Regions from separate parts of the Homo sapiens genome. Here region 1 is linked to region 2. A link is a contact called in ENCODE Hi-C or POLR2A ChIA-PET data. All regions are on one chromosome and are shown on one strand. The core of a region is the stretch at or near the end of the contact, and the rest is flanking DNA. Distances in the headings are between cores, read along the strand shown. Region 1 holds the start of CCNJL (cyclin J like). Region 2 overlaps TTC1 (tetratricopeptide repeat domain 1).

Evidence for each region. A loop is a pair of places that touch in the nucleus more often than their neighbours do. ChIA-PET counts read pairs that join two places held with the same protein, here RNA polymerase II (POLR2A). Pooled maps may share reads with other maps.
Region 1: a pooled map shows a loop between it and region 2 (2.2-fold over the local background). The contact joins the promoter of CCNJL here to the enhancer-like site in region 2. A Hi-C loop is called at or near these places in 3 of 50 pooled maps. POLR2A ChIA-PET finds 5 or more read pairs at or near these places in 4 of 52 experiments (AG04450, PC-9, Panc1 and 1 more).

The regions. Positions count from the first base shown.
Region 1 is chr5:160,309,686-160,315,255 of GRCh38, forward strand. CCNJL (cyclin J like) reads right to left here and starts at 2,879. Exons shown (of 6, transcript NM_001308173.3): 1 at 2,679-2,879; 2 at 2,173-2,287. The coding sequence starts at 2,238. RefSeq lists silencers at 2,808-2,927, 3,038-3,097.
Region 2 is chr5:160,019,109-160,025,359 of GRCh38, forward strand. The region is part of intron 2 of TTC1 (tetratricopeptide repeat domain 1); the gene reads left to right. It overlaps LOC124901124 (a long non-coding RNA gene), which reads left to right. Exons shown (of 2, transcript XR_007059025.1): 2 at 4,489-6,251. Among named protein-coding and RNA genes, the nearest start is that of TTC1, 13 kb to the left of the region's middle. Within about 2 kb of position 2,068, at least 3 of the 41 ENCODE cell types and tissues checked have a DNase peak (open chromatin) inside an H3K27ac peak, as active enhancers do.

The sequences.
Region 1 (5,570 bases), core at 1,629-4,128, 290 kb after region 2:
TTGAAGAAGCATTTTCTTCTTTGAAGTGGGAGAGGAAATAAAGTAAAGGAGAACAATAGCAGTATTTTGAGGAGGTGGGACATTATAACCAAAGGAACTTGGGATTTGTCCTAATAAGGCCAGCTTTAAGTCAAGGTTGACCTTGGCCATCAGTCCTTGGGTGAGCTTTCTATTTCTAACCTGCAAAACTGGGACAAACTCATCGTCTCTCCGAGGTGGGCAGCCCAATAGTAAACTCATACGGCACTATGACATGGCTATAGCAGTTCATGGAGCCTTTCTTGCTTCTTTGAGCAGCCGAAGGAACATTTAGGACATCCTCCCTTATGTATAAAAGGTTGGGCATTCTCAGGTAACTAAACAAATGGCATTTATTGCTCTTAGAAATCCTTCCCTCTAGAAAGGGGCAAATCAGGTAGAAGTCGTTCCTCCTAAGCTATGAGCAGAAATGACAACCACTTGAGTCTATGATAAACAAGGAAGCCCAATTTCCACGGCAGTCCTCACTAGCTCCATTCAGCCACCTCCTCCAGAAAAGGGCCAGGACCATACCCCTACCACTTTCCTTGCTTTTCAACTGAACCAACAAGACCTGGATTTCTTCTTGTCCAGATGCCTAGAATGTGCCACACGTTGGCCACTCTGTTCTGGGAAGAAGACCAAGGGAACAGATGAAAGCCACAGCCTTGCCAAGCAACGCAGGACAAAGACAGGTCAGCAGGTACAGAAAGAAAAGAAAAAGGCATTAATTGGACAGGAAGACAGCTACTCAATGAGGTAAAAACACTGAGTAGCTGGTGACCCTTTAAGCAGAACTCCTCCAGACACTCGGAGCAAATGCACTGACTGTGAAACCTGTGTGGGGGCTCAGGTACTGCACTAGGAAGACCTTTTCCTCCCTGTATTGGGCGCAGTAGTGTCCCCCCAAATGTCATGTTAATCTGGAACTTCAGAATGTGACCTTACTTGGAAATGGAGTCTTTTCAGATGTAATTAAATTATGATGACATCACATTGGATTAGGGTGGGTTCTACTCCAATGATCGGGTATCCTTGTAAGAAGAGAAAACAGACAGACAGATAGCACCATGTGACAGTGGAGGCAGAGACTGGAATGATGTACCTACAAGCCGAGGAATGCCAAGGATGACCAAGCACCAGCAAATTTAAGAAGGAAGAAGGAAAGATCCTTCTCTAGAGCCTTTTGAGAGTCATGGCCCTGCTAACACCTTGATCTGGGATCTTCAGCTTCCAGAGCTGAAATAAATTTCTGTTGCTTTAAGCCCTCCAGTTTGTGTGGTCCTTTGTAATGGCAGCCCTAGGAAACCAATCCATTCACTACTTCACACCTGTTCCCCAAGCCACCCCTTGCCAATCTCAGCCCAGGGACTGGAGGCAAGACACACAGGCCATGCCTCCAGCCCACCTGGACTCTTCCACCTTCCCAATGCCCCTCAGCCCTTCTCTCCTTGAGGGGAGGGGTGTGCAGGGATCACATTTCAGCTGCTCCCACCCACCTTCTGCCACAGGAGGCAAACCGGCAGGGGAGTTTTTGTTTTCTTCCCTCAGCCTCCCTGTTTTGTAGCCTCTTTCAATTATACAGGTGTTCCTTAAATTTCATTCGGTCCCATTCTAGATATACACATAGATACACGTATTTGGCCATAACCATGTATTCCCTGTACTACCACTTATCTTTATATAGAGTTACTACTTTTACTTAAATTTGTTTTAAAATAAACTGCGACATCATTATTACAATAAATGGAAAATCGCAAACGCAGAGCTTGCTAGATACATACACATTCTTAAATTACACATTAGAATGAATACACAATATTTTTTAAAGACCCCTTCACGTACGGTTTAAAATAACCTAGGGTGGCAATACTATAGGAAACACTGCCTTAGAGGTACAGTGGCTGTCTCTGACTAGTTGGCCCAGAGTTCTGAGCTCCTTATCAGAAAAACCAACTTCAATCTCTCCCATCTCCAGTCTCTAACCCCCGCCCCCCAATTCCGCTCAGACACTCCGGGAGAAGGTAAAGGGTAAGAGGAAAAAAAGGCACCCGGGAGTTCTGAGTTCCCACGCAGGCGACCTGAGAACACGAAGTCGAGACCGAAGGAGACTGTACCCAGTCTTGAGAGTGACAAGGGCAGGGAGGGACTGACCTTCTCGCGCAGGGTGCAGTGGACGTCCGAGGCGACGCGCCCTTCCCACCACGGCTCATCCATCATCGCGTACGCAGCGCCGCTATCCGAGGCTACCCGGCTCTCAGGGCGCACCCTGCGTGGACACGGGCAACTTCAGCGGCCAGAGCGTACCCCGGGCTCCGACCCCCGGTGTCCCTATCCTCTCTCGCCCCTGGCCCCGGGCCCCGGCGGGCGCCCCCTCCTGCGCCGCTCAGAGGAGCTGGAGGTCGCCTCTGGTCCGCGGAAGGCTGCGGTGCCCCCTCCCCTCTGCTCGCCGGACACGGGGCGATATGGAGCTGTGCAACAACTTGCAGAATTTTTATCTTCCCTTTTGCAAAAGTTGCAGAGAAAGTTGTCAACTCCGCTAGCTCGCTCGAGGCTGGGGCTCTGGCGGCGGCCACAGGCTCGCCGTCCCCAACTCCTCCCCCGCCGCCCAGCCTTTGTCCTGCTCCCACATCCTGCCCTCGAGCCGGGGCGAAACTCACGCATCCTCTCTGGGCGTGGGGGGCTGCGAGCGCCGGGCCCCTCCCAGTGCCGAGCCAGCCGTGCCCTCTGGTGCCTGCCGGCGGTTGGACCCTCGTCCGAGGCGCTCCGCACTCCCGACGGCCGCCTCCGCAGCCCGACTAGCCCCCGCCGTCGCCGCGCCCCTGCGTGCGCTCGGGTCCCGCCGCGGCTCGCAGGCTCCCGGCCGCCGGGGGCCTCCCTCCCTCGCTGGGGGAATTGGGGGCCGGGCCTCGCGCATGCGCTGCCGGCGCCCCCGCGCCCCGCGGGGCGGGGGGCTGGGAATTGGAGCCTTTCTTTGCCAGCTCTGGCTCCGCTTCCTGCCCGCCCTCCTCCCTCGCTTCGGCGGAAAGCTTCTCTCTCACCTTCGCTGAGGCTAGTGGTAGCCTTCTGGGCACCCCTCCGGCTTGCGCAGGGAGCAAAGGGACCGCGGCGCCACCTGCGCGCACCACGCGTGAAACGTGCGGACAGGACGCCCCCAGAAAGTTCTGCCTTCCGCGCGCACTGCTCTAGCCATCCTTACGTCGGTTCCACCTGTTTTTCTTTCTCTCTCTCTTTTTTTTTTTTTCCTGTTTTTGTTTTTTGTTTGTTCTCCTCTTCTTTGAAACCCGCCCTGCCATGGGGAGGTAGATTTCCAAACGGACAATTCCAGTGAAAGCTGCAGAAAAACCACCCTTGTTCACCCACGAGTCCCTAATTCTAAAGGAGCCTAAGTCACTGGTATTATTGTGCTCCTGCAGAATATGAACTATGCCTCACATTGGAGGAAAACCAGTCTTTTTTTGCCGGGTCCGGTGGATGGAAAACATTGTCTTTTTAATTCAATTGCTTGCTTTTGGAAAGTCATCCTTTTGAGTCAGCCCATCTGATGGCATAGCATTGGGCTATCCTTCTTGGCTGATTGATTTTTGTGATAGTTTTGGAGATTCACAAATTTGGAATCAAATCCACTTACCAACTGGGTGATTTTTGTCAAGTTCCTCAAACTCAGAGCCTCGTGTGTAAAATGGAAATAAAAGTTAAACCAACCTGCTGAAAATTAAAGGAGATAATGCGTGTAAAGGGATAATCACTACACCAGGTATTAAGTGAACACTCAGTAAACAACTGTGACTGAAGAGCCTTTAGTTTCTGACTGCTTTCCTGCACATAAAGACACACCTGGGAAAAAAAAATTAAATCAGCTTTGATAAGCTTCAATTGGACCTTGAAGAGCAGTTTTAATGTAAAACAAACGAACCATTTTAAAAGTGTAAGATACCTAAAAATAAACTGAATAAATGTGCAGGCTCTTAATGAAGACATTACAAAGGTTGAAACATAATAAAGAAGGCTTGAAGGAATAGAGGCACAAACACCAACTTAACCCAAATTACTCTATTTAATAAAATTTTAATGGTTGTGGGTAGATTGGAGGAGGGGGCACTTAACATGTTTTCTAACCTTCAAATGGGAGAATATCTGCGAGAAAAGCTAAGAAATTTATATTTTAAAAATGGGGGGATGGCGGGGCGCGGTGGCTCACGCCTGTAATCCCAACACTTTGGGAGGCCAAGGGCAGGCAGATCACCTGAGGTCAGGAGTTTGAGACCAAACTGGCTAACATGGTGAAACCCTGTTTCTACTAAAAATACAAAAAATTAGCCGAGTGTGGTGGTGCACGCCTGTAATCCCAGCTACTTGGTAGGCTGAGGCAGGAGAGTCACTTGCATCTGGGAGGCGGAGGTTGCAGTGAGCCGAGATCGTGCCACTGCACTCCAGCTTGGGCAACAAGAGTGAAACTCCGTCTCAACAAACAAACGAACAAAAAAACTGGGGGGACAGACCTGTATTATCAAATCTTAAAGCATATTGCAACACTATAGTTAAAACAGTGTAGTGTTCACACAAGAATGGATGGATTAAGCATCAGTGGAATAACTGAAAGTCTAGGAAAATTTAATATATTTAAAAATTCACTGTATGATAAATGTGGCATTTCACTTTGTTGGGACAAGTATAAACGGCTAAATTATTTAATAAATTAGGTTGGGGGAAAAAAGTAAAACTAAGGACTTGTTTAAATATCACCAAAATAAATATAAGAACTCAGAGAACTACAAACAAGCAAATCACAAGAGGATAAGAAGAAAACATACACGAATTATACGGAGGGGAAGGCCTAGATACTAAGACATGGGAAGAAACCAAAGGCAAGGTGAGTAGACAAATTTGAATAAATATGCAGGATCTAGATACATCAATTATCATTGCCAAAAAGGCAAACGACAAATTTGAGAAAATATTTTTAACAAATGTGACAAAAGGTTGATGCTACTTTCTAGACCTCTGATAAATCGGTATGTAAAACATTAACACCCTACGTGCAGAAATGGATGCAAGACATGAGTAGGTATGCCGTCAGAGAAGGAATTCATATGGATAGATGTTATTTTTAAAATGCTCATACTCCCTAGCATGCAAATTAAAAGCTTTTTTTAAAAAAACAGTGGGGTACTTTTTTGTTAAGGAATTTTGGTCAATCCACAGTGTTGTTGGGAATATAAATTAAGACCATCTTTCTGAAAGACAACATAAATCAAAACATTTTAAACTGTATTATTTGATCCAACTCTTCCACCTGTAGAAATTTATTCTTTTAAAAAAAGCAGATTTATTTCAAAGGTGTTTCATCAAAAATGCTTTTTCATCATAGTGAACCATTAGAACAGGGAACTGGTTTAATAATTATTTGTCTCTTAAAAGCATTTTTTAAAGGATGCATGATGAATTGGAGAAAATGTTTATAATTTATTAAATAAAAAGGATAAACTGGGCTGGGCACGGTGGCTCATGCCTGTAATCCTAGCACACTGGCAGGCTGAGGTGGGAGAATT
Region 2 (6,251 bases), core at 818-3,317:
GGGTTTGCTCCCTTTCACTAGTGGTTTGCAAATGGTATTCATTTACATGTACACATAAGGGATCCAAAAGTCTGTTGCTTGGTGAACATGGATTCAGAATGCCTGGTATCTGGGATTTTAAAACATTAGGCTCTGAAAGTTTTAAGGATTATTCTTTAAGGTCATTTTCTCTTTAGGAACCATTATCAAAGCTTAGAAGTTTCAGTTTAGAACAGATGTTATATTTCAGTCTCTTCCCTCTGTCATTTTTCCTAAATTCCACATTACTTAATCTTTTGGATTTCCATGTTTCTGCCACCCTATTGCACCATTTTCATAATCTAATTAATGTTGTGGCTGTGGATGTGTTTGCAGGGAATACTCTCGATTGCTTCCAAAAAGTTCTCAGTAACTTCTTCCATAGTGGCCTGCATAGTCCTGTTAACGTCATGAGCAACCTTTCTGATTTTGTTGTTTCCCTTTTCTTTCATTCTTTTTTTTTTTTTTTTTTTTTTTGAGATGGATATTCCCTCTCTGTTGCCCAAGCTGGAGTGCAGCGGTGCGATCTCTGCTCACTGCAACCTCCGCCTCCCGGATTCAAGCGATTCTCTCTCTGCCTCCCGAGTAGCTGGGGCTACAGGCGTGTGCCACCACACCCAGCTAATTTTTGTATTTTTACTAGAGACTGGGTTTCACCATATTGGCCAGGCTGGTCTCGAACTCACATCATGATCCACCCACCTCGGCCTCCCAAAGTTCTGGGATTATAGGCATGAGCCACTGTGCCCTGCCTCCTGCCTCCCTTTTCTTTCATTTCTTGTTTTCTTTTTGTTGTTGTTGTTTTCTGTTTGTTTATTTTGAGACAGAGTCTTGCCCTGTCGCCCAGACTGGAGTACAGTGGCATGATCTTGGTTCACTGCAACCTCTGCCTCCCAGGTTCAAGTGATTCTCCTGCCTCAGCCTCCCAAGTAGCTGGGATTACAGGTGCCCACCACCACACCCAGCTAATTTTTGTATTTTTAGTAGAGACGGAGTTTCACCATGTTGGCCAGGCTGGTCTCGAACTCCTGACCTCAAGTGATCCGCCCGCCCCAGCCTCCTTTTCTTTCATTTCTAATAGGCATCCTTTGGAACTAAGGTGGTCAGTTTTACCAACTTCTTAGAGTTACCACTGTTGAACTTAATGCTGTCTACAAACGATTAAATCAAATCCTAGAAGGAGCTTAGATTTCTGATCCCAAGTTTGTTTATTTTTATTTTTGTAGAGGCCCTTTCACTTGGCCTCCCAAAGTGCTGGGATTACAGGAATGAACCACCCTGCCTGGCCTGATGCTAAGTTTAAACCAGTGGAAATAAGGGTTGCTTGCTCTAAAACAGGGGTCGTCAACCCCCGGCCATGTACTGATACCAGTCTGTGGCCTGTAAGGAACCCAGCCACACAGCAGGAAGTGAGCAGCAGGCTAGTGAGCGAAGCTTCATCTGTATTTACAGCCACTTCCCATCGCTTGCATTACTGTCTGAGCTCCACCTCATGTCATATCCATGGTAGCATTAGATTCTCGTAGGCTTGTGAACCCTGTTGTGAATTGCACATGCAAGGGATCTGTGTTGCCTGCTCCTTACAAGAATCTAATGCCTGATAGTCTATCACTGTCTCTCATCACCCCCAGGTAGGACCGTCTAGTTGCAGGAAAACAAGCTTAGGGCTCCCACTGATTCTACATTATGGTGAATTGTATAACTATTTGATTATATATTACAGTTTAATAATTATAAAGTACACAATAAATGTAATGTGCTTGAATCATTATGAACACCCCCTTCCCCAAGACCCTAGTCCGTGGAAAAATAGTTCCCCACAAGAGCAGTCCCTGGTGCCAAAAAGGGTAGGGACCGCTGCTCTAAAACATTTGGAAGTTAGTGAGGTGTGTTTACATTATTTGCTGGCAGAAAAGTTAAAATGACGTTCAGTATTTCCTGTGTTTATTAAGAAAGGTCACTTTGTGTAGATCAGTGGTTTCCAGACTTTATTGTGTCTAAGCATCACAGGAAATGTATTAACCATGCACAGCCTGAGAAGTGTCTGACACCACACACCTGTGAGGCAACAACCAGGCATCTGTTTTGTTAGCAAGCCTCCCAGGTAATTTTGATATAGGAAGAACTGTGGCCACACCATGGGAAACAGATCCAGATGGACACAGATGACTAAGCTTCCAAAACAAGAAGTATTGACCTAACCCGTACATTGACTGCATCCAACATCGGAAGAACTGAATAGGAGGTTTTCTTTTACCTACATCCGTTGATCAAGGTCTAAAAACAACTTGTTGGGCCGAATTTAAGCAGTCCTGACATAGAAAATTTATTTCTGTTAAAGATTGAGTTTTGGGAAATAGAATTTTCTGATTTAAGAAACAAGGGACTATTTCCAAGATTAATTCCTCATAGATCAGTCATTTTTTTCCTCAGAAGGATAACACCTACTGAGAGGCAGGTTCTAACTGTGGCTTAGATCCAAAGATCCTCCCTCATGCCTCCCTAGAGGACCTGTAAAGGTGACTTGTGGAAAGAACAGATATGTCTTTATGTATGTAAAGCAAGTGATATCTGATTTCAAAGAAGACAAAACCAAAAGCTTATTTTTTTAATGATAAGGAATTCCCTTCAAAATAATTATAGAACTGATGTCCCTAGCCCTTCCAGTATTTGCATTCCAAGTGTAGTTTTCTTGTCCCACCTAGATAAGACTAAAGCAGAAAGTTTTGTTGCATGTGCCTCCACTTTCCAGCAGTTGAGCAAGTATGTACCTCTCTTTACGCTCTCTTTTACTCCAGCTATTGATCTCTGGGTACTGTGATCCCTGGGTACTGTGCTTGGCATAAAGTGTATGCCGTTTTATTTTGTAGCAATTACTTCACAAAACTGCAGAGGGCAGCAGAGAGCTGCTGATAGATTTATAATATGGACATAAGCTTGCCGGAGTGAGAGTCTTGGTTTTCCCCCTGTTTGTCTGTTGAGCACATGCTTACCATAGGATTATTTAAATATGAGATTATTTTTTAAATGTATTTCATGCAAGTTTTTAACTATTTAATAATGATAGATGGGGTATACACTTATAAGCTCAAAGTCAAGTGTGTTTATGTTGTATTCACTGACCTAAAGTAAAAGAAATACCCTACTCAGCCACTGCATTGTAGTCTGCTGAAGAGTGGTTTATTTATAAGGGACTAGAGAAGCACTTTCTAACATTTTGCCATGCTACCCAGGATTTTAAATTATATCAGTTGAAGTTCTCTAGCTTGGATTTTTGGGTTTTTTGGAGGGTGGTTTTTTTGTTGTCAATTAAAAAATTATATTCAAGCTACTTCTAATATTTTAAGAAAGTGAATCAATCCATTTGAAGCTCTTAGCACAATGTTTGGCACATAATAAGTATTATGAGTTTTAGCTCATTGAATGAGTTACACAGCCATGGAATCAGGCATCTAATATAGTATAGGTAATTAAGCAGATAGGGGTACTATGTTAGTAAATAGGAAATTACAAGGTAAGATTATAGCCAAGTCATGGATATTTGCTTTACAGGAAGACTCTTCACTTAGCAATAGTAGCATACCATTTCCATTTTTCATCCTAACTAGTATTTACAGTAATTTGTCTTCTTTATAGAATATCTTCTTTATGTAAAGAAGTTTATAATATTTAAATCCTTGATTTGCTAATTTTATTCAGAAAGGACACTTGTAATAGTTTCCACCTTTATTTCTTTGTTAGTTAAATGAAAATTAACCCACATATGCTACAGATTCGGGGTAATTCTAGAAATTGAGTTATTCATTCAGCAGACATTTGTTAGTACCTGCAATTAATAGACAAAATTGGCCGGGTGCAGTGGCTCACGCCTGTAATCCCAACACTTTGGGAGGCCGAGGTGGGCGGATCACCTGAGGTCAAGTTTAAGACCAGCCTGACCAACAAGGTGAAACCCCATCTCTACTAAAAATACAAAAAAAATAGCAGGGCCTGGTGGTGTGCGCCTATAATCCCAGCTACTCAGGAGGCTGAGGCAGGAGAATCACTTGAACCCGGTAGGCGGAGGTTGCAATGAACTGAGATTGCATCACTGCACTCCAGCCTGGGCAACAGAACAAAACACTGTCTCAAAAAAAAAAAAAAAATTAGGCAAAATTGGTTTTCTTTCTTTTTTTTTTTTTTGGAAATAGAGTTTTGCTCTGTTGCCCAGGCTGGAGTGCAGTGACGCAATCATGGCTCATTGTAACCTCTACCTCTGGGGCTCAAGTGATCCTTCCCCCTCAGCCTCCCAAATAGCTGGGACTACAGGCATAAGCCACCACGCCCAGCTAATTTTTTTTATTTTTAGGAGAGACACGGTCTTGCTGTGTTGCCCAGGCTGAAGTTTTCTTGAAGAATATGGTTTTCTCTGTCAAGAAACTTATAATTCAGCTAGGGAGACATGTAACTCTGCTTACCTTTTTATTTTAGGTAGTTTCGTGTTTTATCACGAAACAGATCCAGATGGACACAGGTGACTAAGCTTCCAAATACAAGGCTCAATGGGGACAAAGCCGTGTGCACAAGGCATGTCACATGTTGCCTAATCTTTCCACTCCTATGTGCTTCTTCTTGTGCTTCTTCTTTTTCTTCTTCTTTGCTGCCTTGCTGTCTTTTGATGTGTGCCTTGCCCTCTTGCCTGTATCATTCTCAGAGTCTGAGCTGTCAGAGTCAGATGACTTCCAATTCTTTTTCTTCTCCTCCTTTCTTTTTCTAGAAGGATTCCTTGTGGGGTCAGGCTTCTCAAACTCTGCTGACTTTGCCTCTTCCTTTTCCTCTTCCTCATCAGGTATCAGAGAGTATTTGGTCCCACCTGGTTGCATGAAACAATCTTTTGCAAAGTGGCCTTTACAGCCACACTTCTTGCAGGTAGTGTTCAATCAATATACTCTGGTTAGCATGTAAGTGTGGGGGGATGGGCAATGGGTAGAGCCTTCTCTGTGCTGTGTACATAGCACAGTGCCTACACATTCTGTGCCATAAGTATGTTGAAAAACTCTCATTACTGAGGTAGGGGTTTAATGTCCTTACTGGAGACTATATTTAGCTCTTGAAAGATAAAAATTATTTCCCAGGTGGAGAGTTCTATTTTAACTTTTTATTTTTGAAATAACATTTTTCAGAAAGTAGCAAAAAATAGATTCCAGCTTCCCTTAATTTTAACAGCTTACATATCCATAGTGCAGTTATCAAAACCAGGAAATAAACATTATTACAACACTATAAACTGCAGACCTTATTCAGATTTCATCACATTTTCCATGAACATCATCTTTTCTGTTCCAGGATCCACTGCATTTAGTTTTCATGTTGCCTTAGTTTTCTCTAGTTGATGACAGTTCCTTTATCTTTTTTAAGAGAGACAGAGTAGCCCAAGCTGGAGCACAGTGGCATAATGATAGCTTACTGCAGCCTCAAACTTACGGGCTCAAGTGATCCTCCTGCCTCAGCCTCCCTCATAGCTGGGAATACAGGGGCTTGCCATCACACCCAGCTAAATTTTTTTTTTTTTTTCAGGATATGGGGTTTTGCTTTGTTGCCCCGGTTGGTCTCAAACTCGTGCTCAAGTGATGCTACCACCTCAAGAGTAACAGTAATAATAATAGAACAGCCTAAGTCCTGTGGTCCAAGCCCTTGATTCAGTGAGGAAGAGGTTTGTTTTTGTTTTGTTTTGCTTTGTTTTTTTGAAACCAGGTCTTGCTCTGTCCCCCAGGCTGGGGTGCAGTGGCACGATTCCATAATTCCACTGTAGCCTCAAATTCCTGGGCTCCAGTGATCCTCCCACCTCAGCCTCCAGAGTAGCTGGGACTGCAGGCATGAGCCATCATGCCCAGCTAATTTTTGTATTTTTATTTTTATTTTTTTGTTTTGTTTGTTTTTGAGACGAAGTCTCACTCTGTCACCCAGGCTGAAGTGCAGTGGTGCAATCTCAGCCCACTGCAACCTCTGCCTCCCAGGTTCTGGTGATTCTCCTGCCTCAGCCTCCCAAGTAGCTGGGATTACAGGCGCCTGCCACCACACCTGGCTAATTTTTATATTTTTAATAGAGATGGGGTTTGACCATGTTGGCCAGGCTGGTCTCGAACTCCTGACCTCAGGCAATCCACCTGCCTTGGCCTCCCAAAGTGCTGGGATACAGGTATGAGCCACCGCACCTGGCCTAATTTTTGTTTTTTAGTAGAGACGGGGTTTTG